Regions from separate parts of the Homo sapiens genome. Here all the other regions are linked to region 2. A link is a contact called in ENCODE Hi-C or POLR2A ChIA-PET data. All regions are on one chromosome and are shown on one strand. Each heading gives the region's core, a stretch centred on a gene start or an enhancer-like site at or near the end of the contact. The rest is flanking DNA. Distances are from core to core; before and after follow the strand shown. Region 1 holds the start of MAML3 (mastermind like transcriptional coactivator 3). Region 2 holds the start of OTUD4 (OTU deubiquitinase 4). Region 3 holds the start of LRBA (LPS responsive beige-like anchor protein).

Region 1 (3,724 bases), core at 716-3,215, 5.0 Mb before region 2:
GCAGCCACCCTCGCTCGTTTCTCACCCACTTCAAAGTTCATTCACAAAACTCTCAGACTTTCTCAGCCCAAAGGGGGTGAGCTGGGGAGAGGAGGCGAGAGGCTCTCCTTCCCCGCTTCCCCCCTAGGGGTTGAGGGCCTGGTGCCCGCCCAGAACCTGCGACAGCATCAATATTTCCACGCACCCGGCGGATGTGCTGAGAGGGGTGGGCGTAGGGGGACGGGTCTGGGGAGGCGAGGCGGCGCGGCTAGAGGTGGGGTGGGGAGCGGCGAAGAGGAGGAGCAAGGTTTCAACTCAGGGGTTCACTCTTTCAAATCGGTATCTTAAGAAAGGGAAGGGGGGAAACTTTTCCAGCACCTCACTCCGACGCTCCTCTAGGCTCCCTCCGCCCCTCGCAGTCGTGACTGGCTTCTCCCCTCTCGCCCCCTCCTCCCCAAATCTGACAACCCTGACAGATTAACAGGTAGCGACGACGGCAGCTTTTTCCCTAAGAAAAGTTGACGTTAACCCTTAGGCTTCAGCCCACCTCACCCACCGTGCAAATCAGACCCTTGTACCCCCATGTAAGAAGCTCCACGCGCCCCCCACCACCACCACCACCCCCAACGCGCGCCGCAAGCCCGCTGCCCGTGCGCCCTCACCATGATCAGCGTGTGGTTCCTCTGCTCCGCCGAGGCAGCCTCCGCATCTTGCTGGGGTTTGCTCGGGTGCTGCTGTTTGCCGGTGCCGGCGCCCGATTTCTTGGCCCTCTGCTCCAGGGTCCGCTGGTAGAGGCTCACGGTGTCCCGGCGCTCCAGCTCCAGCTGCTCCACCTGAGCCTGCTGGTACCTGTTCTCGCAGTTGACGTGGTGCCGACGGCAGCCCTCGATGCGCTGGCGGAGCCGCTCCACCACGGTGCTGTGCTTGGGAACGGCCGCCGAACCGCCGCCGGGGCCCCCGGAGCCGCCGCATCCACCGGCTGCCGGGTGATTGCTACTCGGAGCAGCGGGAGTACTATTGGGAGTATTATTCACACCGATCCCGGCCCCGCCGAGGCTGCTGTTCAGGCTACTGTTGATGCAAATACTACTGCCATTCGCGGCAGCAGCGGGGGCTGCGAAATCCCCCATCCTGCTCCCCGGGCACACTATTTTGGAAGAACTTTTTTTATCCACCCCCCTATCAGCCTCCTCCTTGGGTCCAAGGATTAAAATAGTTTAAGTGGAACGCGGGGGAGACGCAAGCACATGGATGGAAACGGCGATCCCGACGGGGCGAAAAAAACGGGGGGGGAGATTTTGGGGTGGTTTTTGTTTCCTTTTTTTAAACTGTAAAAGCTCAAGGGGAAGAAAAGGGGGGAACGTTATCGGAATACCATCAGACACCTATCAACAAAAAGAATCACAACAAACTGAGCCAGCAGCAAATCGGGTTGCAACTCAAGGGGAGATCCGCTCCTTGCTTGCCTTCTTTTTATAATCCATTATTTTCTAATAAATTCCAGGAGATTTCCGGTGGTTGGCAAGCATTTTCTCCCTACATACCGAAAAACACACCCCATGTACACACACAAGCATATGCCTCCAGTGCGGACACGCGCGACACACACTCACTCCACACCGCATCGGAAAACGGCAAGCTTGCTTATTGCATTTTCCTTCCACAAAAAAGTTTTGGTGTTTATGCCGCCCCGTGTTCTCAAAGTACTTTGGCTGCTCAGTTGCATTTCACAGGAACCTAGATATCGAATCCTCGGGCTGGGGGAAGTAAACACATGGACAGTCCGAGGCGACTGCAAAAGTAGATCGGTGAAGTCCTTTGCAAAACGCCGCGCAGAGAGCAGCACCTAACGCTCGGCTGGGCTGCCGCTGCCGCCGCTGCTCCTGCCACCATCACAATGATCAACTGCTCGCCGCCGCCGCCGCCGCCGCCTCCTCCTCCTCCTCTCGCTCCTCCACCTCCTCCTCCTCCTCCATGCCAGCGGAGTGATATCAGGACGCGCGAGCTCAGTAAACACGGCAGCGGCGGCGGCTGGAGGCCGTGAGACAGGCCCGCGGACACGGCGCAAAACCCGGCCCGGACTCTCACCCGGCAGGAGCGGGCGCGGCACGCACCAGCACCCGGCTCCCGTCTCCGTCGCCTCGGCGCCCGGCGCCCCTCCTACGCCCCCAACCACACTACCGCCCCGCCGAGAAGCCCAGAGCCGTCGGCGACGGAGAGAAGAAAGATTCTGGGGGGATCTCAGAAATAAATCAACTTTTGACCTGTGTGTGTGCGTGAGAGCGTGTGTGAGTGTGTGTGTCTGTGTATGCGCGCGCGCGTGCGCGGGGACGCGCCTGGTAGGGTTTCCTTATTCCAAGGAAAGTATCAAGCGATCCCAAGTTGTTGTTATACATTTATGCATTATATTGCAGAACTGTGCATGACCAGGCAGAAACATTGAAGCTTTACAGCAGTTGTCTGTCATCCCTATCCATGTGGAAAGAAAAAGGCAAATGAGTGACTTGTTTTTAAAACCCAGGTAATAAGTCTGCGCTAGTAACAGCGCTACTTACGGACACTTGTTCCAAGTCTAGGCCAGACTGAACACACAAATACCAAATTCTAAATAAATAGAAATAGGCATCAAAAATGTGTAATATTTAACTCACTGTACATAATGATTGTTGTTACTAAGTCAATTATTGTTTTACTTACCCTTGGAAAAAAATAAAGCAAGCAGGGACTTGGAGGTGAGACTAACAGTACATTTAAACAGACTGTTTTGAACACTAGGTGCTAATGACAGCAGTAATTAAGGTCCTTCGTAAATCAAGTGGAAAGATTGCAGATTTCATAGACTAGAACTATAGAAAAAACACAGCATTTCACAGTTTGTCATGACCAAAACAAAAACAAGCAAAAATAACAGGCCTACTTTATTGCTGGATATATTTCTTTCCATTTCAATGAATTCACAATAAGTACAATTAAAATGGACTAGCAACTGCAGAAATCAATCTAAACTTTCCATTTTATTAAAGCACATTATCTTTCCCGATATTATCTAAAAACAAAAATAACAACTAAGGATCAAATATTCTTGAATATGGACTTAAACCATTGCATATACATATTTTTAAAAATTAAGATGGAGAAATTATTATTTCTCTAATAATCAGTAAACTATAAATCTTGATTGTGAGATGTTAATTATAAGTCATTTTGTATTATTTCAATAAATCTTAAGAATTAGTTTTTAGGGTAAAAATACACCCCAGTTTTCTAAAATAGCCAGGAATAAAAGAACTTTGGATCTTATGCATTAGTCATGAGATCTGATTTAAACCATCTTCATTTCTTGGCATTGCAGATTAGCACAGGATGCTATTTCTAACCTCATAATGTCAGCGATAAGAAGCTATATTTTTCTTCAATTAATCAGTTCTATATAGTGAACGATATTTTTAATATTCACTGGATATATGGCAAAATGGGCAGCAAAATATTTAATACGGTGTGAGGCTACTTCTAAGCAGTAAAACCAACTTAAGAGAGTGTATATTTCATTGAAGTTGCCACACTTTTTCTGAAGGCTATTTAGTTAATATACAAATTTCTGTATCAAACTGCCCTTCTTCAAGTCTCAGTCAGAAAATTTAACTGGACTACGTCTGTAGCAAAAGAGCCCGTTCAGATTCTGAAAATATGTAGAGAATTTTAAGAAATTAGAAAAAGAGGTAGCAAAGTGGCCTTTATCTTTTTC
Region 2 (3,755 bases), core at 78-2,577:
AATATTCTATATTTGTAAAAGGCTGGTTTTCTCAAACGGCAGTTTGCCCATTTGATTCAAGTGACATGGGCGAGCTTGCCTACCCTACATTCCAAAGTCCAGCAGCAAACCAAAATATGTTCCACAAGTAAAGTTTGATCCACCACTTCTAGTAAACACTTGGTTTACTGGAGTGGGGTGAGCGTGGTGCTTCTCAAACGAAGGGAAGGAAGGTGAATGCGGAACAAAAGTAAAAAATATCATGTCGCCAGGTCCCCAGCAATAAATCAACTGTACAAGCTCCGAGCAGGCCTCACAAGTTGTCCTCAACTCATTACCTCTTCATCAGGAGAGAGACACCCCGTTAATTTGCGGGCTTTCGAGTTTCAATTTGCACCTTTCAGACGCAAAGCAGCGTCCCACTCCGGCGTTACAATGGGGCGCTGTGACGACAGCCAGGGCACGCGCAGCCCCGGCCGTGGGCGGCCCGGACAGCCCGCAGCTGCCTCCCCACCCAGACCCGCCGGGCCGTCCCCGCCTCCCCTCGAAGCCCTCCCCGCCCCCCCGCAATTACCTGCTCCGCCACGGCCCGGAACAGGCACGACCCGTCCTTGGCGACCAGTTTCCGATACAAGCCCAGTTTCCGCAGATAGGCGTCCATGGGCGTCGCGTCCTCGCGGGGCCCCGCGCCGCCCTGGTCCCCGCCGTCGGGGACGCCGACGGCAGCCTCCATGTTGCTGGTCCTGCTGCAGGCCAGGCGCGGCGAGGGCTAGCCCCACATGGCCAGGCCGCCGGCTGCTCGACGCCCCGGCCTGGGGCAGGCGGCGGCTCGGGCTGGGGCTCGGGCTCCGCGAGCGGCGGCAGGCGGCGGCGGCCCGAGGCAGCGGTCCGCGCTCTCCGGGCGCATAGGGAAGCCCTGCCTAATGCATGGCTGTCCGCACGCGGCCGCCTCCTCGGAGCGAACACGCGCCCACGACAAACGGGGGGAGCGGGATTAAGGAAAACCCCGAGAGTGAGTAGTCACTTCCCGACGGCCTCGCTGCCTGACTCAGGACCCAGGCCGGGGGTCGCCGCCCCCACAAGTTTCCTCCTCCGTACCGGTGTGAAGCGAGAAAACCCCCGCCCCTGGCGCGCACGCTGGGCCGGCTCAGGTGAAGCGGGGCCTGCGCCCCCGCGCACTCCCCACGCCGGGAGCCGAGGAAACCAAAAAGAAAGACGCGGCCTTTCGTTTCCCCACCTCGCTGGAGGGCGCCGGAGGGGCAGGGAGCGGGTGGGGGCGCCCGGGAGAGAACAGCACCTCGCAGCCCAGAATTTGTTTTCGCTTTCGGCCCGACAGCGGAGAGGACGGCGGGAGATGTAGTCTTGGCAGCCGCAGGAAGTCGGCTTGCGGCGGGCGGGGACGCGCTGGCCGGCCTACCCGGGGGAGGTGCCCGGGAGGCGCGCGGACTACAAGTCCCTACAGCGCGGGCGCGCCGCCGCCACCGCCACCGCCCCAAGCCGGCTTCGCGCTGCACTGGCGCCGCGTCCGCGAGCAGGCCGAGGGGCTCCGCCGGCCGATGTGGGGCGACCTGCGCGCGCCACCCGCCAACCCTGCCGCTGCGCCGCGGGAATCGCGCGCGCCGGGCTGGCGTGGAGTTGCCAGGGACACGGCGGCGCAGTGTCGGCCCTTTGTGTATTTCTTTCCAGAGGGCGCACCTGTCTGCTCCCTTCCCCCCGGCCTGCTCTCCTGGTGTTTCCATGGAGGTGGCTTTAACGGCTTAAGCAGAAAATAGAGCTAATTGGCTGAGGCTCCGGGAACTGGCACGGTGCGGGACGACACACTCTGTCCATAAATCAACCGTGGACTGCTGATTGCTATTAGTAGTACAGCTCACGTACTACGGCAAGATGAAGGCTTTGCCAAAGACATTTTTGTTCACCCTGTCACTGTAGCTGAGCACCCCATCACAGAGACATGTCACTGTCGGAAGACGTTAGGGTTTTTTTTTCCCCCTTAAAAAATTCATCTTGTAAATTGCTTGATAACATGCTGACTGGACTGGCCATGGCTTCCACCAGTGCTCGAGGCTTCAGCTCAACTTCCCACCCTCCGACGTTGAATGGCAGGGAATTGACAAAGTTAAATTATGCTTTAGAACCCAGAATTTATCCAGCATGCTTCTGTTGCACCAAAATTTTATTTTGCTAAGATACAACATCTGGTGTCCTTATTTAAATACATGGTTAATCATAGGAACTAATTCAGTCTTTTAGGCTATGGTGGAGGAGAGGGAGAAGAAAAGGGAGCATTACTATAGGTTTAGACATGTAGTCAAATACCTTGGAATGGGGGGCAAGGCAGGCCAGGTGGTGAGAGTCCAACGACAAAAATTTTTTAAAAACTACGTTAGACACTTTTCAGTATTTTCAGTGCAAGCAATCAGTCATGTATTCACTTTCCTTGGAGCGTCTTTGATTTCTTAATGTTTAAATATTGTATCTCAAATTATGCTGCTTTTAGAGAATACAAACGTTATCGTTACCTAAATGAAAAAATGTCCCTGCCTCAAATTTACTTGTTGTAGCGAAGAAACACTTTGAAATCAGGTTTAGAAAAGTATAGTTTCAGCTGGGCGTGGTGGCTCACGCCTGTAATCCCAGCACTTTGGGAGGCCGAGGCAGCCCGGTCACCTGAGGTCAGGAGTTCGAGACCAGCCTGACCAACATGGAGAAACCCCGTCTCTACTAAAAATACAAAATTAGTCGGGCGTGGTGGCACATGCTACTCGGGAGGCTACTCCCAGCTACTCGGGAGGCTGAGGCAGGAGAATAGCTTGAACCCAGGAGGCAGAGGTTGCGGTGAGCCGAGATCCCAACATTGCATTCCAGCCTGGGCAACAAGAGCGAAACTCCGTCTCAAAAAAAAAAAAAAAAAAACGGAAAAGAAAAATATAGCTTCAAGTCAAACCTGTTGCTTTTCTTTTTAAAATACACTTACATTGCATATACTTCTCATTCTTCTCAAAAAAAAAAAAATTCCTGAGTATTGCCACTACTTAAAACATGGATCGCCCTTGTTTTTGAGTTTAAAAGCTTGCCTTTTAAACTCAAAGAGAAACTCAAAGTAATATCTAAACTCCTGCTGAATGAATGTAGAACAACCTCACTCTAAGCTGGCTGCTTCTGGTTCCAAAATTAGAAGTGATGCACCTGTTATATCTGACCCTGGGCCTGTTTAAGGAAATCCTTTAGGTATTTTGAGACTTAATCCAAGACAGACCCTCTGTATGCCAACTTCCCAAATATAGCTCAGCGTTAAGGCAATATTAGAGGATCCTATGTCTTTAAACTGCACCAAAACTTAGAGAAACTCACTTAACTTTCAAAGGATCTTTGCTTGTTGACATTAACTTCTGAACCTTTTCAAGAAACCAAACCAGAGTTGATGAATGTTTATTCTAAGGAAGCCATTTCTGACTGTGTGAAGAACTCTAAACAGACATCATTTTAATCAAATAATACCTGAAAGATTCAATGCTTTTGAGACCTAATGAAATTATAAAATTAAACTTATGCAAAGGAGTCAACCAACTTTTTTCTTCTTGTGCAAAGTCAATGCCTTAAGTTTGTTTACTCTGACAAACTTTAGGGCTAATAATTGTACTAGATAGAATTTTTTAAATTGTTTTTAAACTTCATAGATTGATAGATTTTATGGAGTTTTGTTTTTTCCAACAATACCTAAGGTTAGGTATTGTAGTAGGCAGCCTCTAAAATGCCCCACTCCCGACCCCCAC
Region 3 (3,646 bases), core at 213-2,712, 5.8 Mb after region 2:
CTTCAATTCCTTTTTTCATATTGCCATTCAATTTTCACAAGATTACTTTAAATGCAATCCTAAATTCATCACCAATTTAACTTTTGTTAGTTATGTCTAAAAATAAAACTAGTCAAAATTAAAAATACTAACTTTGCAGCAAATTAATCTTGCATCAGCACTACAAACAAATTTTTAAACTTATTGTAGCAAAACATAACTTCGACAGAATCAAAGACATTAATTCTCAAGTCCAAAAAAAGGTCACAAGAAATTATTTAAAGTGGTAAAGGGAAACGCAGACTTAGGCATACAAGCCAAGAAAAAAAAAATTAGAGATAACTCCTCCGCTAGAACCTCCCCCCAATACTTCCATAGCAACAATTATTTCCTTAGCACAAAAGTGATGTGTTCACTTTCACAAAACCTGGATCATCTAAGTTTGCACAATTCCCTTCAATCTAAAAAACAGATGAAATTGTTTCATTTAGGTGAGTAGAATTTTGTGTCCCTATACACGAAAAAAGTCACCATCAGTGTGAGTAAACCACATGGCTCCAGCTTTAAGATCTTGTTCCCCAACCCACTGAAAAGAGTATATGCTTATAAAATATTCATGGACTTACCAGGTTAAAGACAGTTTCTACAATATCCCTATTGGATACTTCTCCAACTTCAACCAAACCGGTCAACACGGCAAATTTCATTCTGATGCCCCTGATGGGGAGCCCTGGTTTCAGAGACAATGCACCCCCTTCAGTAGGGGTTTCTTCTCTCCCTCCACCTCCCCCGTCATCACCTGTTGGTGGCGGGGAAGGGACACGATTGTCTTCGCTAGCCATTGCTAGCTCACGATAAAGGACAACTCAGAGTCACCCTGGGACGGCAGTCGCTGCACTGGTAATGAGCACAACACACGCAATGCAAAACGAAAGGGTCCCTCTTCCAACTTGTGGAGATACCCCAAAGCAGTTGATGTGGAAAGTCCTTGGCGTCGCCCTCCTCCTCTTGGAGAATATTTGTCCAATCTCTCTCCCCGAGGCTGACAACAACGCCAAACCCTATTGGAAGATTAAATATATGTTAAATAGGCTAGGTTTTGTTTTAGGGTTTTGAGGGGACAAGAGGGAAATAGTTATTGTCGGTCAAGTAAGTTACTAAAGGCACCCCACTACTAGCCACCCGCTTCTCCCGGGCTCAAAAAGCTGGGTTCTGGGTGAAGGCAGGTCCAAGAGGCCCCCGAACAGGCTCACTCCTCCCCCACTCTCGTGCAGGTTCTAGGCGCAGGGTAACCTCTCCTCACAGGTGCACTAGAAAGAGAAACTGTCGCGGGGAAAGGAGGGATCGGAGGAAAGAAGGGGGGCCCACAAGCTATCACAGAGGTAGAAAGTTCTTCCTCACCCAGATACTCCGGACTCGTCCTCACCCCCCGCCCAGGAGCAGCGAGACCGAGGTGGCGGCGGAGATCCAGGGCAGGAAAAGGCGGGGGAAGGGGGCGGTGATTATTCTAAATGCTCGGCCCAGTGGGAGGAGTGAAGCACCTCTCTCAGGCACCTGAGATTCGACGGGAAGGGGTGGGGAGGTGTGTGTGGTGGCAGGAAGGGAGGGGAGCGGCCAGAGAAACCCAGCGGCCACCGCAGGGAGAGAAGGGAGGACAGAGAGGTCAGTGCACCTGGTCGCAGCCTCCAAGTTTCCCTAGTCCGCTCCCCGGGAGTCCGCGGCTGCACAGAACTCCATGGCTTCCTGGCCCGCCCCGCCCCTGCGCTCAGCCTTTGCAAAAGCAGCCGCTGCTGGCGCTACGGGCGCCGCGGCTGAGGCTGCTGCGAGTGGTGAGGATGCTACTGCCACAGCTCGCCCCGCCACGGGTCGCGCGGCTGTCGTGTGCCCACTGAAGCTGCTCCCGGCCGCCATGACAGCGCCGAGTGCTGCCGGGCGCGGCGTGCGCGTGCGCGAGCGCGAGTGCGCGGGGCGGGAGGGCGCGAAGGCGGAGGCAGCCGCGCGGCGGGGGCGCGGTGACGACGCGCGGACAGCCAAGGGGGCCCCGAGCCAGCCGGAGTGCTGGGCTGGGGCTTCCGGCTGCACTAGGCGCGCTGCTCTGGTAGCACCAGGTGTGTACCCGGCCCGGCGAGGAGAGACCCTTCCGTCCGAGGGCCTACACTTTCCCCTCTCCCACTCTCGGACCTCGGGAGGTGCTTCTGCCAAGTCCTGAGGCGGGGATTTTGGCGCTCCTGCTGTTGTTAAGTTACCGTAGGGTCTCTTGGCGCGGAGGGAACACGCGCTGCGTTGCCTAGGTGTCTCATTGGACTTGGAGAAGAACACCTGAGGCACCTCTACGAGCCAGAGAGGTGACGGCGCTGGAGCCAGTGAGGCTGCTGTCCCTGCCCAATGGGAGCGAGGAGTCCCCACCCCTGGCTGCTTTCAGCTGTTGCCCGCCCGCCGCTCTCGGCGGAGACTTGGAGATTTCCACTGGGATACCTCGGCAGCTGCCGCCATTCGGGAGGGGAGGGGAGGGGACCGAGTCGACGAGGAATGGGAAAGATTCCTTGCTTTGCAGCTGCCGCGCCACGAAACCTCTCCCACATTCATTCTAGGCAGAGGATTCCTGAGACAGCTGCTATAAACAGCGTGGAGACAGGGTTCCTTGTGCCTGTAGACCTCCGAAGGGTTTTTTCCTCTCGTGATTTTCCAATGTGAAGATTAGGCTCGCGTCATTCTCAGAGTAGATCAAAAGATAAATTATATTAGGTAGTACAGATAGGTCCTCATACTCAGTGTCCCTTCTTTCCACCCGCTATTAACAGTAAACCATTCTTCCTAGTGAGTGAAAAATAAATTTAGAGGAAGGTGGTTTTTCACCCACGTGTATCCTTTGAGGTCAAAGGGCCTTTTTAAAAATACGCCTAGCTCCTAAAATGAAAGTGAAGCAAAAAGTGGGATTAAACAAAGGAAGAATTCTAGAGAACTTAGGAAAAAATTATAGTGGTTTGAGAAATAGTTTCCTGAAGAAAAAGTTATTTGAGATGGCCTTGAGAAGTGGACAGAAGCCGGGCGCGGTGGCTCACGCCTGTAATCCCAGCACTTTGGGAGGCCCAAGCAGATGGATTGCCTGAGGTCAGGAGTTCAAGACCAGCCTGACCAATATGGTGAAACCCCCGTCTCTACTAAAAATACAAAAATTAGCCAGGCATGGTGGTAGGCGCCTGTAATCCCAGCTACTCGGGAGGCTGAGGCAGGAGAATTGCCACTGCACTCCAGCCTGGGTGACAGAGGAAGAGCGAGATTCTGTCTCAAAAAAAAAAAAAAAAAAAGACAATTTTAACTCTCACATGGAAATTTGGGAAGAAAAAGGTAACAGACGCAAAAAGCAAGGGAGGGCTGGGTGTAGTAGCTCACACCTGTCATCCCAACACTTTAGGAGGCTAGTGCAGGAGGATCACTTGAGACTAGCCTAGGCAACAGCAAGACCCGTGCTCTTTTTTTTTTTTTTTTTTTAAACGGAGTTTCGCTCTTGTTGCCCAGGCTGGAGTGCAATGGCGCAATCTCGGCTCACCTTAACCTCTGCCTCCCGGGCTCCAGCGATTCTCCTGCCTCAGCCTCCCAAGTAGCTGGGATTACAGGCATGCGCTAATTTTTTTTATTTTTATTACAAGCCCGCCTAATTTTTGTA

The links. Hi-C counts contacts between places; a loop is a spot of excess contacts on that map. ChIA-PET counts read pairs that join two places held with the same protein, here RNA polymerase II (POLR2A). Pooled maps may share reads with other maps.
Region 1: a loop to region 2 is called in a pooled map, with 37 times the contacts of the local background. The contact joins the promoter of MAML3 here to the promoter of OTUD4 in region 2. A Hi-C loop is called at or near these places in 6 of 50 pooled maps.
Region 3: a loop to region 2 is called in a map of naive thymus-derived CD4-positive, alpha-beta T cell, with 19 times the contacts of the local background. The contact joins the promoter of LRBA here to the promoter of OTUD4 in region 2. A Hi-C loop is called at or near these places in 2 of 168 maps with a recorded cell type or tissue (both naive thymus-derived CD4-positive, alpha-beta T cell) and 8 of 50 pooled maps. POLR2A ChIA-PET finds 5 or more read pairs at or near these places in 1 of 52 experiments (activated CD4-positive, alpha-beta T cell).

Annotation. Positions count from the first base shown.
Region 1 is chr4:140,152,219-140,155,942 of GRCh38, forward strand. It overlaps MAML3 (mastermind like transcriptional coactivator 3), which reads right to left and starts at 1,966. Exons shown (of 5, transcript NM_018717.5): 1 at 642-1,966. The coding sequence starts at 1,109.
Region 2 is chr4:145,179,262-145,183,016 of GRCh38, forward strand. OTUD4 (OTU deubiquitinase 4) reads right to left here and starts at 1,328. Exons shown (of 21, transcript NM_001366057.1): 1 at 554-1,328. The coding sequence starts at 712. LOC124900794 (a long non-coding RNA gene) reads left to right here and starts at 2,932. Exons shown (of 2, transcript XR_007058294.1): 1 at 2,932-3,755. RefSeq lists enhancers at 430-1,259, 1,260-2,089 and silencers at 435-894, 1,015-1,244, 1,335-1,734.
Region 3 is chr4:151,013,822-151,017,467 of GRCh38, forward strand. LRBA (LPS responsive beige-like anchor protein) reads right to left here and starts at 1,463. Exons shown (of 57, transcript NM_001364905.1): 1 at 1,381-1,463; 2 at 606-1,040. The coding sequence starts at 821. RefSeq lists enhancers at 893-1,072, 1,253-1,382, 1,734-2,331 and a silencer at 1,883-2,032.